Linked DNA regions of Homo sapiens: region 1 is linked to region 2. A link is a loop called in an ENCODE intact Hi-C map of the cell type or tissue named here. Cell type or tissue: HepG2. All regions are shown on one strand. Links, peaks and the distances in the headings refer to the core of each region. The heading gives the core; the rest is flanking DNA. Region 1 overlaps LPP (LIM domain containing preferred translocation partner in lipoma). Region 2 overlaps LPP (LIM domain containing preferred translocation partner in lipoma).

Region 1 (9,088 bases), core at 821-8,820, 450 kb before region 2:
TAAACTGCTTATACTCTAGGACAGTGACTCTCAATCTTGCCTGTATATTGCAATCATCTGGGAAACTTAAAAAAAAAAATATTGATCCCTGGTTCCCAACTCCAAAGATTCTGATTTCATTGGTCTGGAGGTGGGATATTACAGGAGAGAAACTTTTAAAACTCTCCAGGTGATTCTATGTTGAGTCAAGTCAAACTCAGTGTTCTGGGGGTGCCTATTTCTGTCCTGCTTGTCAGAAGAAAAGCTGACAAGTATCGCCCAAACAGGTTTCGTCCGCATGCAAAACAGTTTGGGGACAGACTGCTCAACCACGAGTTGGCTGAAAAAAAGAAATTCCTAACGCATCATAATACATGTTGTTTTTCACCAGAGAGAGTATTCTCCCTAATGCTATCTTTATATTTTAGTTTGAAAAGTTTGCAATGGCTTTCCATCCATTGAAAATATACATGAGCAGAATCAGCTAAATTTTCTCATAAAATATTTTGGTAGCATTGAGCCAGAGAAAGTGGTTTACTTATATTAATTGGAAGCACTGCGATAGAACAGGCTTCTTTTGGGTTGCCGATGAATTTATCATATGGCTCTTCTGTAGCCTTAGACAATATAGAATCCACAAAGAATGTCAACTGTTAGCCATGTAAAGTAAGATATCACATATCACATCATACATCAAACTGAGTTCTCACTATTTTCTTGGGACTCTGTCTTTACATAATGTAGCAATATGCAATCTCCTATGGTTATTGCCATTTAGCTCTGTGAATACAAGAGTTTTTATCATATCTTAAAAGCTGGACTGTAGGACACATGTAGTTCTGTCACTGTGCTTGTGTATATCTGATTCTATAGAGAGGCTTGAAGGTTCAACAGGTACGTGGCTAGTGGGGGAAAGGTGGCTCCAATGTCTGTTTCCCTCTCTCTTGTTTTTCCCTCTACAAATACATATACACACTCACACACACCCACACTCAAACACTCGCAACAAGAAAAGGATCAATGACTGCCACTAGGATGAGTGGTAGACACAAAACAGTTTCGGAGACAGTCACATTAAGAAACATTTTAACATCTTAGTCCAAAAAGAGAAATTAAGGTAAAGTAAAAAAAAACAAAAAACAAAACACACACACACACACACACACACACACACACACACGCACACAACAAGCCAAAACCCCAAGGTTGTCAGGGAGAGGAGTTCAGGAATGAGTGGATAAAGGCCTGGGCAGCAAACCAGATGAGATGAAGTGAAGGCTGAGTGATCTCCTGGCAAGGGGAAGTTGTTATAAAGTCTAACCACGATGTGATTCATTTATAGACAGAGATTTGCTTAGCTTAGACCTTCAGGTGAGGTGGTAAATTAGGAGGGGGAGTCCCACAGAAGGTTGCAAAAGCAAGCATGTTTCGCTGATGTAAATATATGTATTGTGAAGGAAACTAACAAAAAATAGAAAATTATTGTGCATTTTTATCTGTGCTCAGCACTGTCCTAAGCATTTCACATACATTTTTTCATTTAGTCCTACCAACCAATTATTCTCCTTTTTAGATAAGAAACCTGATGTTCCATCACCTGGCCAAAGTCTCAAAGGCAGAATGTAGTGTGGCTGAGACTGGAACCAGGTCTGACTTGTAAAGCCCATTTTCTCAATCAGCACATGTTTCTATGTATACAATTCAATCATAACTCTGACCTATATCAGTATTGTTTAGGAGCAGAACCCATTAACACCTGCAGGGAAAGAGGAAGGGCCAGTCCAGCATCACTTCTCCATCCCCACAAGCCTCAGGGGATCTTAGTGAAAGTCATGATCTACCACAGGTGGCGAATCAGGACAGGTGATGGTCCTCCACTGCAGCTCTTGGGTGTTGACCCTTCAACTCTAGCTTTCCATCAGGAATGTGAGTTTGAGAACCACTGCTGTAACAAGGACTGTATGCTTCTGTGTTCCACCAAGAGTAGTTTGTCCCGGGGTATTGGAATGCAGTGATGGCTAGTGCCAAATCTCCCAGGAGATATATTCTAGGAAACTGGAACTTTAATATGAGGCGGAGAGGGGCAGAAAGTTGGGCAACATATACCCTATTCCCAACCTTGATGAAACTAATAGCATCTATACACATAGTAGTCATGACAGTAACTTTTTGATAACAACTTCCACTCTCAGGAAAAGTAGCAAAAACAAAACAAAAATACCATCACCACCACCACAACAAACAAAACAAAAAACAACCCTGTTTTGCATTTTCGAGTATAATACATGGTTATCTTTTGAACAGTTAGATGTAACATGGTGTAAAGAAAATCAGATATGCAATTCTTGCCTTTGTTACTAGCTATTGGCAGCCTAGACAAGTTTCCTAAATTTTCTGAGCCCGAATTTCCTTGTCTTCAAAACAAGCAGCTGAGTAGACGCACTCACTAGATAAGTGGTCTTAGTTGAGTCACTTATCCAGCCATTCTGTCAATCCCTCAACAAATGCACTTGGTGAGTTTCTATTTGCTGTCAAGCACTGCAGTAACCTTTTCTAGGCTTCTCTAAGAGGGAGATGATCATAACTGCCTTAAATACTTGGCTATGAAATTCGGAGGAGGTAACATCTAGAAGGTGTCCAGCATGAGACCTACTTCTTTCTCCTTTAAACTATAGGAAGTATATAGTTCAACTTCAAAATAAAGAGCTCATAACAACTAGAACAGAAAGGCACATGCTTTGGACTGTTCTCTAAAGATGACAGTCAATGAGTGGAAAATAGAGGTCCCTATGTCTCTGAGGCAGTTGGTTAAGATTTATATTTATCAATATTTTACTGATGGAATTTTTCGGTAGAAATTTCAATCCTAATCCTAATCCTACAAAAATTTGTAGACCCCGGGGTGATGATAATAGTCAATATTTATTCAGCGCTTTTTATGGACCAGGTGTTAAGTATTTAATTGTATTATCTCATGTAGTCACCCCAACAACTCTATGATGTAGGTTCTATCATTATCTCCATAACAGTTGATGAAAAGGCAGCATAAAGAGATTATGTGCCTTGCCCACAACCACAGAGTTAAATATTGAAGCTGGAATTGGGGCTTAGGCAGTCTGACTTTACATCTGTCCACTTAACCAGTTTTCTAAACTGACTTACTACTTTAAAAGTCCACAATTCCTAAAATTATCTGGCCAGGCAGGAAACTTGATTAAATCACAGAACATTCCTGACAGAAACAGTAGTATTTCTTTTGGCCAAAGCAAGATTTCTCTTTAAGTTAATTTTTACACATGGACATTTTCACATTCTCCGTCTTAATTTTTTAACCAGTCTTCTATATTTAGAATTCATTTCATGATTGATCTGCTAACAGAAAAATCAATATTTACTAGTACAGTTAGAACCGCTATTGCAACAATTATTTTTGCCTTATGGTTTGAATCTGCTCCGTGATCTCTCCCGTGGGAATCTGCATTTCCCTTAGGTCCACTCAAAGGGTAAATCTGCCCAGGTACTTTTAGCTTTTGTGGTAGGAAATCTCCAAATTTATTCTGGTTATTTGAGACCAAACCTGATAATAAGGGAACCCAAAGGGGTTTTTCTAAAGCTACTGTATTTCAGCAGCCAGCAACAGAATAATCTTCCCTCTGTGAAGTCATCAAGCATCCCTTATATTTGTCTAGTGCTTTATCTTATTTATCAATGCATTTGATCCCTCAATAATATTTGGAGGCAGCAAAGCAAGGGTTATAATCACTCTCATTTTAACGATGAAAATACTAAAACTTAAAAAGGCTTAGAGGCCTACAGAACTTAAGAGTTCAATGTGTGACTTAAGACCATGTAAAGTTAGATCAGATCCAACAAACAGAGCTCAGGCAGAAGACTATGTTGCAAATGAGGTGGAATCCATGTACATAACATGTAATAGTCATATTGACACCAAGACATAAATGGGAGCCACAGTTTGCAGATGGAGAACTATGACTCATTTTGTAAAGAACATTAGGTTTTCTCCAGTGTCCCTCTTACCTTCTTGTTTCACAAAAGAAGAAAGCAGACAAAAAAGAGTGTTAACCTGGACAAGATTCTCTGGATAGTAAACTTTTTTTTTTATTTTTTGAGATGGAGTCTCACTCGGTTGCCCAGGTTGGAGTGCAGTGGTGCGATCTTGGCTCACTGCAACCTCTGCCTCCCAGGTTCAAGCAATTCTCTGGCCCCAGCCTCCTGAGTAGCTGGGATTACAGGTGTGTGCCACCATGGCTGGCTAATTTTTTGATATTTGTAGTAGAGATGGGGTTTCACCATGTTGGCCAGGCTAGTCTCAAACTCCTGACATCAGGTGATCCACCCATCTCGGCCTCCCAAAGTGCTGGAATTACAAGTGTGAACCACCACACCTGGCTTGGATAGTAAACCAATATGCAAAGGAATGAGTATTTCTCCAATGATCATATTACCCTTTCCATTTTAGAAAAGATGTGTGCTATGATTTGAATTGGTTCCCTCCAAAATTCAGCAGTAGATATTGTGATTTTATTAAAAAGTGTTGATCAGGCCATACGGGCTTCTCTGTCATGAATGGGATAAAGCCCTTTGTGAAAGAGGCTTCATGCGGCATTCTGCTGGCTTGCTCTTCCACTGTCTGCCATGTGAGGAGGTAGCACAAAGCACCATCCTGGAAACAGAGAGTAGCCCTCACCAGAAAACCAAGCCTGCTGGTGCCTTGATCTTGGACTTACCAGCCTCTAGAACCGTGATAAAATAAATTTTCATTCTTTATAAATTACCCAGTCTCAGTTATTCTGCTATAGCAGCACAAAATGGATGAAAACAATATGTGACTAATAAAAGATTTTGTCCATACAGTACCTGCCTCCATGGGAGATACGAATTTAGAATATAGAACAAAAAGGGGAAAATAAAAATTATAATTAGCCTAAATTAAAATTGTGATATATAAAGACTGAAAATAAATTTGCAGATTCACATAAAACTTCATAATTTCTATATTCTCATATGAATCTTATAATAACTAAAAGCTAAATGAGACAATTATCATCTTCCCAACACATGAGTTAACATAGGAATGACCTTGTACATGACTTGAGAAGTAGGTAGCAGAGTTGCAACTCAGCCCAGTCCAGTGATCTTTGAGCTGGACCATACCATATTACCTGCATAAATGGAACTGGCCCCAAAGATGGTGCTATTCTCCCCTGACACTACTTCCTTAGGAAGCCAATTCATCTTACTCGGGATTCTGTTTTACCGTTTAGTAGCAAAGTATCCATAATACATTGTTAAGAGGATTTCAAGGGTCATAGGACGTGTAGAAAATTTAGAAAGTAGCCATTCCAAACTCTTCATTTACAGACTCTATAACAAAGGGTAAGAGAGAGGCAATTCATTGATTAAGATGTCATAGCAAGCTGTCAGGAGAGATGAGACCTGAGAGCCTTTGGGCTCTCAGTGTAGCACTCTCTCAAGATGCACAGAGCTATCTCCCAGGTGCCCTACCTCAAGTATCAGTTTCTTCCCACTAGTAGGCGCTGTTGCCTGATTGTGAGGAATTTCTCCTTCTACCTAACAGTAGATTTTCATTGTAATTAGGAGTATTGCGTGGGACACTAAGTCTACAACATGGCTTCTGTATGACTCCAGAACAAGGTGAACTCCATTACAATTGCAACCAGTAGAGTCATGCCATTTCTCTCTGAAACACTGTGGTGTTTTGGATTTGTACATCTCAATGTTCTGGAAACCAAAGGAATGGCAGTAGGACATGGGGTACTGAGTGGGTTCTGCAGAGCTGTGTTGAGGCAAAAAAAAGTCAAGGCTCTGGTCCCTGTTTGACCATAGCTGGTATAAAATGATTGCTTTATACGTTGGTATTATCTAGAACATTCATTTAACAGAAACTTTCCAGTTTGGCTTTGTTACTTCTTCGTCTTATTATTATTATTACTTTGAGACAGAGTTTTGCTCTTGTTGCCCAAGCTGGAGTGCAACGGCACAATCTTGGCTCACAGCAACCTCTGCCTCCCGGGTTCAAGTGATTCTCCTGCCTCAGCCTCCCGAGTAGCTGGGATTACAGGCGCACGTCACCATGCCCAGCTAATTTTTTGTATTTTTAGTAGAAACGGGGTTTCACTATGTTAGCCAGGCTGATCTCAAACTCCTGACCTTGTGATCCACCTGCCTCAGCCTCCCAAAGTGCTGGGATTACAGGTGTGAGCCGCTGTGCCCGGCCTGTTGTTTATTATTTTTTTTAAACACCACAGACTACTCAAGTAGTGGTAAATCTGTGGATAGAAGAATTGAGTTTTGATTCAAGCTGCACCACATGTATGAACTGTGACTTTGAGTAAGCTATTTTACCCATTTGAGCCATAGGTGGAAGAGAAATAGTAATCTCAGCCCTAGGTACCTCAAAGTATTACTGACAGGATACAAACATACATTCATATATATATGTATGTATGTGTATATATGTATGTGTGTGTGTGTATATACATGTGTGTGTATCCTGCCAGTAAAATAAGTATACACACATACAAATAAAATGCAAAGAATTCCTCTAAAATAAACTGCTGTAAAATAAATTTTCTTATGAATATCTATAAAAATCACCAGTACGATGGAGCAGATGTACTTATATATCTGGGGCTTCCATCAGCAATGACATTCTAAAAAATTTCCATGCAAAATCCACAAGGTAGAATGCAAGACTGATTTGAGTACACTGACTTTTAAGATATGAGTACCTCACAAATACTGGCAATGCCATTTAGATTCTCAGTGGAGTGGGCAGATGGGGCCACAAATACTTGACACCCGATGTTACACTGGAGCTCAGAGGGAGACCCATGAGGCAGGACCTAAGGCCATTTCCATTCTTGTATCTCTGAAGAATTCTCATTGCTAAACTGTAGTCTGCATCTGATTCCATCTCCAGCATTCGCATAGCAACACTAAGCTGTCTGAGCGCTGAAGTGACGTCTAGGGAACAGTTATTAATACACATATGTGTGCACACAGTATGTGGAAATATGCAAGATTGAAAGTGATTAGTGTATTACTTTTAGGTAATACTTCCCACTGGGACTATGCTCCTGGAAAAATTCCTCTCTCTCTCTCCATAGAAGCTTGCACAGTCATCTGCTATCACTTACCAGAATGTTTGGGATAAAAATGGTGTCAATTTTAAGGAAACATGCTTCTCAAATTTCTTTGTTAACATTTGAATAAAACATTAGAAGGTTCTTACTTTTCTCCTCTCGTTTTTCATTCAGAGAATAAGCCCCTTCAGAATCTTACTTTGTGTGAGAGAGAAAATAGTCATCCTTCTTTGCTACCTCCAGACTAGCAGAATCACTGGGTTTTAAAGTAGAAAAGTTAAAATTCCATTCTAATAAAATCCACTGGCTCTCATTACTTCTCAGTTGCATGGCAATGCTTTATAATAAGAACACAGCAAGAAATCATATTTCTACCTGTAAGAGCTTATAGACCTGTGAGATCATCAGAGAGAGCCACAGAAGAAAGGCATGGAAAGCATTATAGGAAGGATTTGGTTGGGAATGAAGGTACACTTTCTGGACCAATGAAAGTTTTGCGAAATGGAACATTGCCTAGGAAGCCATGTACCTGAGCTGGCCACATTTTCTCTCTGTGACTCCCTTTTATAAAATAAATACACCGAATCAAGTGTTTTTCTAAGGACCGTCCTAGTCTTCAGTTTTTATTATGAGATAAATTTTATAGGATAAACACACAAACTAAATTTTGATGAAGGCAGATTGAGGGTAAGGAAAATCCACTCTGTGGTGGTTTCTGGGCAGCCCTTCAAGACTTCAAACTTATTGACACATTATAAAAGTTACAAAATGAAACAAATGAGAAAACTGGGCAATAGGTAATGTTTTATTTATGCCAGTAGAGTATTTCTGGGTGATTCCTCTTGTACTAATGTAGTTTCCATACTTAGATTATCACATTTAGTAAACATATATCCAAATCCCTAATAACTAGTGAGATAAGTCAAGAGCTTTCCCTTACTAAGGCTTATAGGGAGCTCCCAGAAACCATGTAAGTCCACAGAAACTGCATAAAAATGGATACGCTCAGTAACGGTTTCTTGCATCAGCTATGTGATTTTATTTGAAGTTCTGTCTTGGGCAAGAGATACCACACAGGGAGAGTGCAAAGTTGAAGGTCTTCAGCAAAAATTTGGACTGTAAACACAGCTTGGCATTATCAGCATTCTGTTAAGTTCAAAGAAGAGATAGTTACAACAAATACAGCTTGCTTTATTTCTGAAACAAAACTGTGCACATATTTGTGGCCATACTACTAATTAACCTGTAGATTGTTCCTTTCATCTATTCAGCGTGTTTTTCTGCCCCCTGTTACAACATGTTGAGGTTACTTTTCCCATATGGACTATATTTAAACAGTTCCCTTATAGGCATTAGAGAGAGAATGGTACAAATGATTAAGGGACTAGAGAAGCCGACTGTACAGAAAGATTAAAGAAACCATATATGTACATATTAGGAAGCTGACAGGTGACTAGGGAGTGCCATAATGATGGTCTATAAATATCTGAAAGGGGTAAACACTGAGGAATAATTTAGCCTGGTGCAAGTGGTACAACTCGGAGTGATGGTGTCTCTTAAAGAAAAGAGAAGATCATTATTAAAGAAAAAAACTTAGATGCGTAAGATGCTATCCATGCGATATGGGAAAAGGGGAACATGCAGGCTAGTTGTAAGTGCAACGGGATGAGAGTCAGAAGACATGGGTCGGCTCTACCATGTATAGCTGTGTAACCTCGGAAAGGGCATTTAACCACCACGGGCCTCAGTTCCCTCTTTTGGAAATTAGAGCGTGGAATAGAATTAGAGGCTTTCAAAGTATGCTCCAAAGAACTCCACAGTTTTGAGGATCCTGCTCTATTGATCCCCACCAACAGAGGAAGGAGAACGAAGGGGAGTGGTGATTGCCTGGAGCCCCTTAGTCTGTTTCATTTCTATCCCATCAGCTTCCTCAGAATAATTTCTGAGGGATTTATCAACTTAAAAAAGTTTGTAAAAAATTT
Region 2 (9,088 bases), core at 774-8,773:
GCAGAGCGGTGAAGCTCATAACTCGAAATGTGACACAGGCAGACCTGGCTCAAGGCTTCCTGGTGCCCTACTGTCTTCTTTACAATGTCCATCCATTTTTCTCAAGAAAGGAGTTTTGTCTTAGTTTGCTTTCTAAAAGGGTTCCAAAACTGTTTTACTTCCCTCTCATCCCAAGGTCCAACATCCTATTTTTTTAAAAACAAGAACCAAGAATCAAAAAACAGATAGCCCACCCCAGATGCCTCACCTCACAGTGGGACGGGGAGACTATTCAAGAACTTTAAAATTCACTGTTGCTATTTTCGCATATTCATACAGCCAATTATCCTAACGGGACTTGTCCAACCTATTAAGGGGATATCCAGGCACAATTTTAAAAAAAGACACAGTCTGACCTAGAAAGGGAATCAGAGACGAAGATTCAAAAGCTGCTTAAGACGACGTAATGCTGAGGGAGAATTATAGTCAGCATCGAAGAAGCAACACAGCTCAAATGTGCCTGGTCTTGGAATGACTCACCGGTATTGCTGTGACGCTTTCCTGTCCCATTGATCAGACAGGTTTTTCCATTAGAATTTACTGACGACGTGCTCCCCAGTAAGTTGGTAAGATCAATTCTGTAGTTTTAAAATAAGGAAGATATGACTGAAATGTTAGAACACAGTCTCCACGCAGCACACACAAAAAAGCCCAGGGAGAGTCCGAGGCTGTGTGAAGGAAAAGTGGCCTCCCTTCTAGCTCAGCCCATGAGCAAGTTCACCCGTCTGTCTGCTCTGGGTTTTTTGATAAAGAGTTAACTGATTCTGATACAATCTGCTGCCTTATTAAGATGTAAGACACATAAGTTAGAGAGAGAGTGTGTGTATATGGGAAAAGTCTGGGCCTGCTTAGGGCCTGGGGCAAGAGTAGAAGCTAGGTCTTCATAAAAAGGCTGAAGCCTATAGAATAAGATGGAGCCTCATGACTGGCCTCATGGGGCTAAGCTTCCCTCTGCTCATGCAAACTTCTAGAACAGAACCCATCCCACACTGGGCAGAATAAATACTCATGATGGGAATGGGCCTGGGGTAGAAAGAAACAGATGGTCAGGACGCTGAGCTTTTGTTCCTTTATAGGATTGTTCAGCTTCCTCTCCAGCTGAGACCACACCCTTTTTGTGACCTTCTCACTCTTTTCATGCCCTGAGTGTGTCTTTTTCATCCTCATACCGATGGATTAAATGTCTTTTCAGAAAGCTTTCACTTTATGCACTGCAGGCCATAAGTAAATTGATACCCGTAAAGTTTGAGAAGGGGTACTCATGAGAAGCGCCTCACGAGAAGTGTGTGCCCTAGTCCAGACCCAAACATTTAGGGAGATGAGCTGAATTCTGGTAAAACCTCCCTAAGTGAGTCTTATCCACAGACTTAGGTGAGAACAATTGCTGTGTGGAGCAATCACCAACAATGGTATTTAAGAGAAGCAAAGGTAAAATAAGCAATGGGGTAGCCAGGCTAGTGCCCCCAGGAGGATCAGTGGCCAGTAGCCTGTGCTCATGGTGGACAAAGGGAGGGGGCCCAGAGAGTGACCAGGATAACAGAACGGCATCCATTCTGGACAAGGAAACAGAAAGCTGTTCCCAAGAAAAGAGAAGTGTGATCTGTCGAGGATTTCCAGAGAAGAGGATCCTATTAGGATCGTATCAGGAGCTCATTGGGCTTGCTACCACAATTGGGAAATTTGGGCAGGATTTGGGTTTGGAGAGATAGGTTTGCAAAGGATGTTCATTTCAGGAAGGCTATCAACCAATCTATACAATATATTCAGTTTATTAACTTGGAAAAAAGATAACAGTAGGTAAAAGTAGATGAGCACATTCTCTGTAAATTACTTTAATTATTGTTGAAACAATGATAGGCTCTGAAGAAACTTCCCATTGGAGAAAATTTGTCATAGGCTCCCAATTCAAAGATACATAATCCATCATGGCTACTACATTTCTATGACATATGTCTTTTGCCAAAATGAAGTAGTGAGCTCAACTAAGTACCTCTACCTGATCCCTTTGAATGTCAAAACCAAGTCCAATTCAGTTGTCTCATCAGTCTCTAGAAACATATCCTTATTGTTTCACTTCAATATGAAATGCTCAATATGAAATTAAGGATTAAGCTGGGTAATGAAACCTAGCCCCAGTGTCCTTTGATAATGACTTTTGTATTAATAGTTTCTTCATATATAAAATGGAAGGGGAAAGAAAAGATTTTAGTTAATAACCAAGATAGCTGTTCAGCTTGAATCACTATATAAACTACTGACTCACATTTTAAAACCTGATAGGCAATCTTTTGTTTTCTTTAAGCAACATATAGTCTCTCATTTGTACCATCAATCTATTCAATTCCTGATTTCCAAGAATCTTTTCTGCTTTATTCACAATTCCAAAAATAGAATTTATCTACTTGATTAGAGCCTCCCATCTATTGTAGTATTACGGAATTTATGTCTTTACCCCTTGGAATTTTTTACCCTACGACATTCTCTAAAACAGTATCTTGGAGGGAAGGAGTCTGAAATTTACAAGCAATGTCCAAAATTTGGCACTGAGGGGTGGTTGTTATTTCCGAAGTGGGGGCTGATTCTTGCACTATGGACCTTGGCAGTGTTACACAAGATTTGTTGACTCAAGGCTGAGTTATCTAAGTGTGTCCTTCAATTGGTGTTGCATAAGTAGATTAACCAGACTGAATTATAGATCGAATGACATCATTCCCTGCTCAGGAAACTGCCCCTGGTTTTTCACTTCCATATTGTGGCCCTGTCCTACCATTCTAGCCTCCCACTTTTTTCCCCTAAAGGAACTATGTTGACATTTGGGAAGAGTGTGGGGCAAGAAGCCTGGCACTGCAGAACGTCTCCTTTCTCCACTGCTTCTTCTCTTTTCTTGTTTGCCTCCCTCCCACTCCCTTGTTCTCAGATGAGGAGGCAGAGAGTTACCCAATTATTGAGTTTGGAGAAGAAACTGGCCATGTGTAACCCAGTCACTTCCTTCCAGTCTTTGTGAGTTACCTGACTGTTAGAGGCAGATCCTCCCTGCTCTTCATGGTTGGGAGCTTTATGCACAGTGTGCCCTAAATGGGAGTTATTGAGTGCAGGAGCTATCTGAGAGGAAGAGGGTAAATTTCATTCATGGGTGCTGCATTAGCAAGCCCAATGAGCTAATGTTCCACAACCTGGACATTATTGCCATCTGCCTCTGTGTGACTCCATTATTTTCAACTGGTTTCAATATAGGTAGGAGAGAATGAGAGAGAGAACAGCAAGTGGAGCTGGGAAAGGACTTGGTGACTAAGGCAGAGGCTAAATTCAGTTTCAATCAGCCTCCTAAATTATCACCTACTGTAACCACACTAAATGTGCACTATCTGATACCTGGATACATCCCTGCCTCTGCTTTTGCTCACACTCTTCAGTCAGCCTAGAACTACCTTCCCAAACCCTTACCTCTTCCTACCCTAACCTCCAGCCTTCTCAGACGGGGCCAACCTCTGGGATTCCTCCATCCCCCGAATCCTCACTTATCTTTTTCAAGCATTTTTGTCTTTATCACTCTGGAGTTACACAGACATTTTTAAGTCAAATCTCTATAAGACTCCAAGCTCCTGAATTGTCAAGGGCCAAGTCTCATTTATCTCCAAATCCTCCTTCTCATCCTTCCCCCAGTGGACCAAGTTAAACATTTAGTGGGAACTTATTATGTGCCGGCATGAAACGAAGAGCATTATATTCACGATCTTGCTTAACCTTTCCTAGGAAATAGGTACAGTCATCAGTCTCTAGATGGAACAGGGTCTGTGCTCAAAGGAATTCATCATTCCAGGCACACCTTGCTGCCTCTGGTGTAGGGAAACTTAAAGACTTGAGGCAGACTGGCAGATGTGGTGAAAGTGAGGCTCAGGAAGGCTATGTGCATTTCAAAACTGACTGTTCTATCTTCACTGCCTTAACCTTCACCTACACTGCCCCTGGGTTTAAGAAAAAAATAATTCTCACTTAAAAACAAAATAAAGGCTGGGCACGGGGCTCATATCTATAATCCAAGCGCTTTGGGAGGCTGAGGCTCACTTCAGCTCAGGAGTTCAACACCAAGCTGGGCGACATAGCAAGACCCCATCTCTACAGAAATTTTGTAGGTGGGCACAGTGGTGCATGCCTGTTGTTCCAGGTTACTCGGGAGGCTGAGGCGGGAGGATTGCTTGAGCCCAAGAGGCTGAGGCTGCAGTGAGCTGTGATCACACCACTGCACTCCAGCCTGGGCTACAGAGTGAGACCCTGTCTCTAAAAAATAAAATAACAAAAAAACAAAAATGGGAAGATGAGGAAAATAAAAGTCCAAATGGTCACTGCTCAACGAAGGGCCTAATTGCTCAATGTGAACAAAACTCTTCATCCCCAATCTTTGCTCTGAAAACAGAGGTCTGGATGACTGTGGTTTTGTCACTAGATGAATAGCGAGCCCTGAGGATTGTTAGAATTACAAGGCCCAGACCAGATCCACTCAAATATAGCTGGAAGCTTTCTAGTAACTCTAACCGTGCATGGGGAATGAGCTGCTCAGAGAAGTGAGTCACTTACTGGAATCTGTGCTGCCTGCATTACTCAGCTGATATTAATACACCCACTTGTTCATTAAAGTTTAATTGGAGTTCATGTGAATTGGTTTCACCGGATACTTAATCAAAGAGAACTGTTTGTGTACGAACCGTTCAAATACAAAGCTAGCAACACAGCTCTCCTTCAGCCTCTACACACGTCCACCGGCTGCTCTTTTAATTCTGTTGACACAATAAGTGAGTCAGAGAAGGTGGGACAATGACCCTGATGGAGGATGGGAAAAGCTGTCTATACTCAAACACAAAACAAGAGTAAATGAAAAAATCCTTTGTGAGAAGCCAGCCACAGTTCTCTAAACCCATCAGCTACAGTCAGACACTGGCCAGGACTCGAACGGCACCTCCTAAGCGGGAGCTTGTTCCTTCTAGTTTCTTTCTGGGGCTCATTATCAAAGCTGCAGGTCTCCTCTATTCCCTGGGCACCTGTTTTCTAGCTGTACATCTTTATTTTTAAAATGGGTGGATAAGAAAATTAACTATCATTCAACATAATCACACATTTCTCTTGTGCTGACAAGCAAACCATGAACACAATCCCTAATGCCTATTTATACAATCAGGACTGTCAGTACCCTGTTATTTCTTATCAGATATCTCATTAATCAACATTTGAGAAAGTATAAATTTTTAAAGCTTCTGAGAAAAAAACGTGCATGAAGTTAGGTGGAAATATACTTGCTTCGGTTTGGTGGCTCTAGTTGTGTTACCACTTTTTCCTTAAGTGTGTTCACCATTGTTAAGCATGCATGACTTATTTACCAAAAACAAATCAATATGAGTTTAAAACTTGGCACTATGCACTATTTTGAATCCCTGAAGCAATCCTCAGAGAATAGATTAAAGGGAAATCCACTTTTTAAAACAGGTTTATTGAGATATAATTTACATACAATTCACCCATTTAAAGTTTACGGTTCTGTTTTTAGTATTTCACAGTGTTGTGCAATCATCACCACCATATAAAGAGCATTTTCAGCATCCCAAAAAGAAACTCACAGTTATTAGCAATCACTACCTATCCTCTACCCCAACCCTGCCGGCAACCACTACTTTCTATCGCTACAGACTCTATAGATTTGCCTATTGTGGGCTTTTCACATAAATGGAATCATATAATATGTGGTCTTTCATAACTGGCTTTTTTTTTTTTTTTTTTTTTTTTTTTGACAGAGTTTGGCTCTGTCACCCAGGCTGGAGGGCAGATCTCGGCTCACTGCAACCTCCACCTCCCGGGTTCAAGCCATTCTCCTGCCTCACCATCCTGAGTAGCTGGGATTACAGGCACACACTACTACGCCCAACTGATTTTTGTATTTTTAGTAGAGACGGGGGTTTCACCATGTTGTCCAGACTGGTCTCGAACTCCTGACCTCAAGTGATTCACCCACCTCGGTCTCCCAAAGTGCTGAGATTACAAGCATGAGCCATGGTGCCCGGCCTTGTAACTGGCTTCTTTCACTTTGCCATAATGTTTTCAAGGTTCATCCATGTTGTAGTCCATATCAGTACTTTATTCCTTTCACTGCTGAACAATATCCCATTTTATTTTATGCCACATTTTGCTTTTCCATTCAGCCAATCTACTTCTTAAAAATAAAATAACCTCCCATCTACCAAATAATAGCAAGTGTTTTGATAGATATTAATTCTCAGTTTGACATATATTTTGCTTATCCCTTCGATGATCCACTCATGACTGTCCAATTATCCATGTTTAAAAAGTGAGCTTTGCATTAGACAATTCTCAACAGTGGAATGAGGTGGCAGTACCTTATAACCTAAGCCATTCTACATGTAAAACTCATCAAGATGGTAAGTTTATTGTTTCAGTATACAAAGAGCTCTCGCTAACATGATATAGCTAGATTGTGGGCTCCCCACGTTAGGAGCCATAGTTACAGAGCCCCAGGCGGGCAGGCTTAGAATATACTAGAGGAACAACATCCAAAACCATCTCTCTCTCAAGAAAAACCACATTTTCTGCTTCTTAAGATATTAAACCCAACCACTTAGTAATAAATACCTATAATGTGCTGTGCGCCACCATTATAATTAATAAGATATGAGACCAGTCCTCCAGAGTTCAAAATCTAGCAGAAGAGACATATAGAATGAGTCAATGCCAGCTCAAATAAAATTAACGGTATGAGAGAAACTCAGAGAAGGGAATCTTCCATTTGTTATGTCTCACTTGTAATGCTGGTGATTTCATTTCTAACCTTGTTTGTAGAGTTGGAGCTAATTATTACACAGTAGAGACAGTACATAGACTTCCATGAGAATGTAGAATCTATACAAGTTGATCCTTACTGGGGGCATAAATCACACCAATAAAATTACCAGATGACGTAGACCTCAAAAGAAACCATCAAAAATGGAAAGTCAAGGGGTCAAGGAGGTCATCTGTCAAAAGAGAAACACTTTCTGCCTCCTTATAAAGCATGCTTTTCAAGACACTATCAGGAAGCTGGTAATTCACTGAGAATTGCCACCTAAGAAACCATGTAGTGTAAATAAAAGAAATAGATTTCCAAAACCTATGTCAGGTAAACCATACTCTAGTACATGATGCTAATAATACAGCACTAGGCTTATTGGGTACCATGTGTGTAAGAGATTCAAAGGCATTTTCCAAAGAGAATTCAATCCTTCCCACCTCCCAAGCAAGTATAGTGCAGACCCTTAAGTCATCAGGAAACTTAAGAGCATATTCCATCCCTCTTGCTCTATATTCTGACGACATGTCCAGTCTTCCAGATAAAGGCACTCTGCAATCAGAACTAGATGTTTGAGTCATGCTTCTGTTTTTTGGAGTGTAGAGGTATTGACCACCTTAGATCCAACTCATGAAACAGATTAAGTTTTCACACAGTCCAAAAATAATTGATATGCTTAATGAGAACTTATTTCACTTAAAATTTCTACCAGCATGAAACCCTCTGTAATATGCCCATCCAGTTTGTACATCAGTAGAAGTGCTCCTCTTTAAATTCATATAGCAAGTTTGCACATCCTGTTTCCTAATTACCTCATGCAAAAAAGGAATTGTACCTTCACTTCTCTTGTTCATTAAAGCAAGGTTCACGAAATGCTTTGACATTTGATTTTTGAAAAACACATGCTGGTTTAACCGAAGGTCCTAGAGACTCATTGCTGTTTAAACTTGGGGAGAAACAAGATGGTATCAAATCACAGTTAACTTTTTAACTGATCTGTTTAAAGAAAATTAAAATGGGCATTTTTAAGATATATTACAACTCTATATAATCTGACAGTACTTGGTAAGAATTACCTCCTTACAATCAAATCAGGGTGGTGGAGCAGAAAGCACCCTAGAGTCAAATGTTCTGGGTTTGCATCCAGAACTGCTTTAAGAAAACTTATTTCACTTCTCTGAACCACAGATCCACCATTTCTAAAAGGGAAATAATGATAAACCCTGCCTTGCCTACATCATAGAGATGTCATAAAGCACACATAAGAAAATGGGTACTTAAGTGTTTTGAAAGCTACAAGCCCCCCACACAAGGTAAGGTATCATCTTAATGTCCTTTCTCTTTTTTTTTTTTTTTTTTTGAGACAGAGTCTCGCTCTGTCGCCCAGGCTGGAGTGCAGTGGCATGATCTCAGCTCACTGCAAGCTCCGCCTCCTGGGTTCACACCATTATCCTGCCTCAGCCTCCCGAGTAGCTGGGACTACAGGCGCCCACCACCATGCCCGGCTAATTTTTTTTTCTTTCTATTTTTAGTAGAGATGGGGTTTCACCGTGTTAGCCAGGATGGTCTCGATCTCCTGACCTCGTGATCCACCCGCCTGGGCCTGCCAAAGTGCTGGGATTACAGGCGAGAGCCACCACGCCCGGCCAATGTCCTTTCTTATAAAGACATTCTTAATGACATGAAAAACACTTTAGCCTTTCTGTTTATATTTTGAATAAGCCAAAGAAACATCTCAAAATCAACACTACCAATTCCAGGAAGTTTCACAAACACACACGCACACATACACACACAGGCTTTATAAAGATAATTGTTGTTTGGGACAAGAAGCCCAAGAAAGTAAAAGATTCTGAAGAATTGTTCGTCTTAGAGTTCACCTCAGCAACACATCTTTAAAATTAAGTATCATTCAGTGTATTCTTACTCTTTGAAGGTGGGTGAAATACATATGTTAGAATGTATTACCTTTCAAAAAGTGGTATGCCAAATTCCCACCCACCTCCTTCTGATGCTACAGAAACAGTCCAAGGAAGAGGTGGCCCCATTATATCAATGCTTTCTAGAGAAGAGGGAAATGGGAGAGAGCTCTGAGGACAGACCCAGGCATGTGCAGACTGAGGAAAGACAGAACTTGCCCGGAAGACACAGAAAAAATACCAACCAGCAGGCCACCTTTGACCAGTGAATTGACCCTCAGTAGCCACATGGCAACATTCC

The links. Hi-C counts contacts between places; a loop is a spot of excess contacts. Peaks named below come from ENCODE experiments on the same cell type or tissue, not always from the same donor. Only the 100,000 strongest peaks of a DNase experiment are listed, where the experiment ranks them.
Region 1: it touches region 2 in a loop (5-fold over the local background); 2 of 110 quality-filtered maps call a loop at or near these places.

The regions. Positions count from the first base shown.
Region 1 is chr3:188,745,652-188,754,739 of GRCh38, reverse strand. All of the region lies in intron 8 of LPP (LIM domain containing preferred translocation partner in lipoma), which reads right to left. Among named protein-coding and RNA genes, the nearest start is that of MIR28, 61 kb to the right of the region's middle. In HepG2, for the core only: a CTCF peak has its summit at 5,528; a DNase peak (open chromatin) is centred at 8,279.
Region 2 is chr3:188,290,786-188,299,873 of GRCh38, reverse strand. The region is part of intron 2 of LPP (LIM domain containing preferred translocation partner in lipoma); the gene reads right to left. Among named protein-coding and RNA genes, the nearest start is that of FLJ42393, 120 kb to the right of the region's middle. RefSeq lists a silencer at 8,939-9,088 and an enhancer at 8,939-9,088. In HepG2, for the core only: no CTCF peak of the experiment used is centred there; DNase peaks (open chromatin) are centred at 2,683 and 4,763.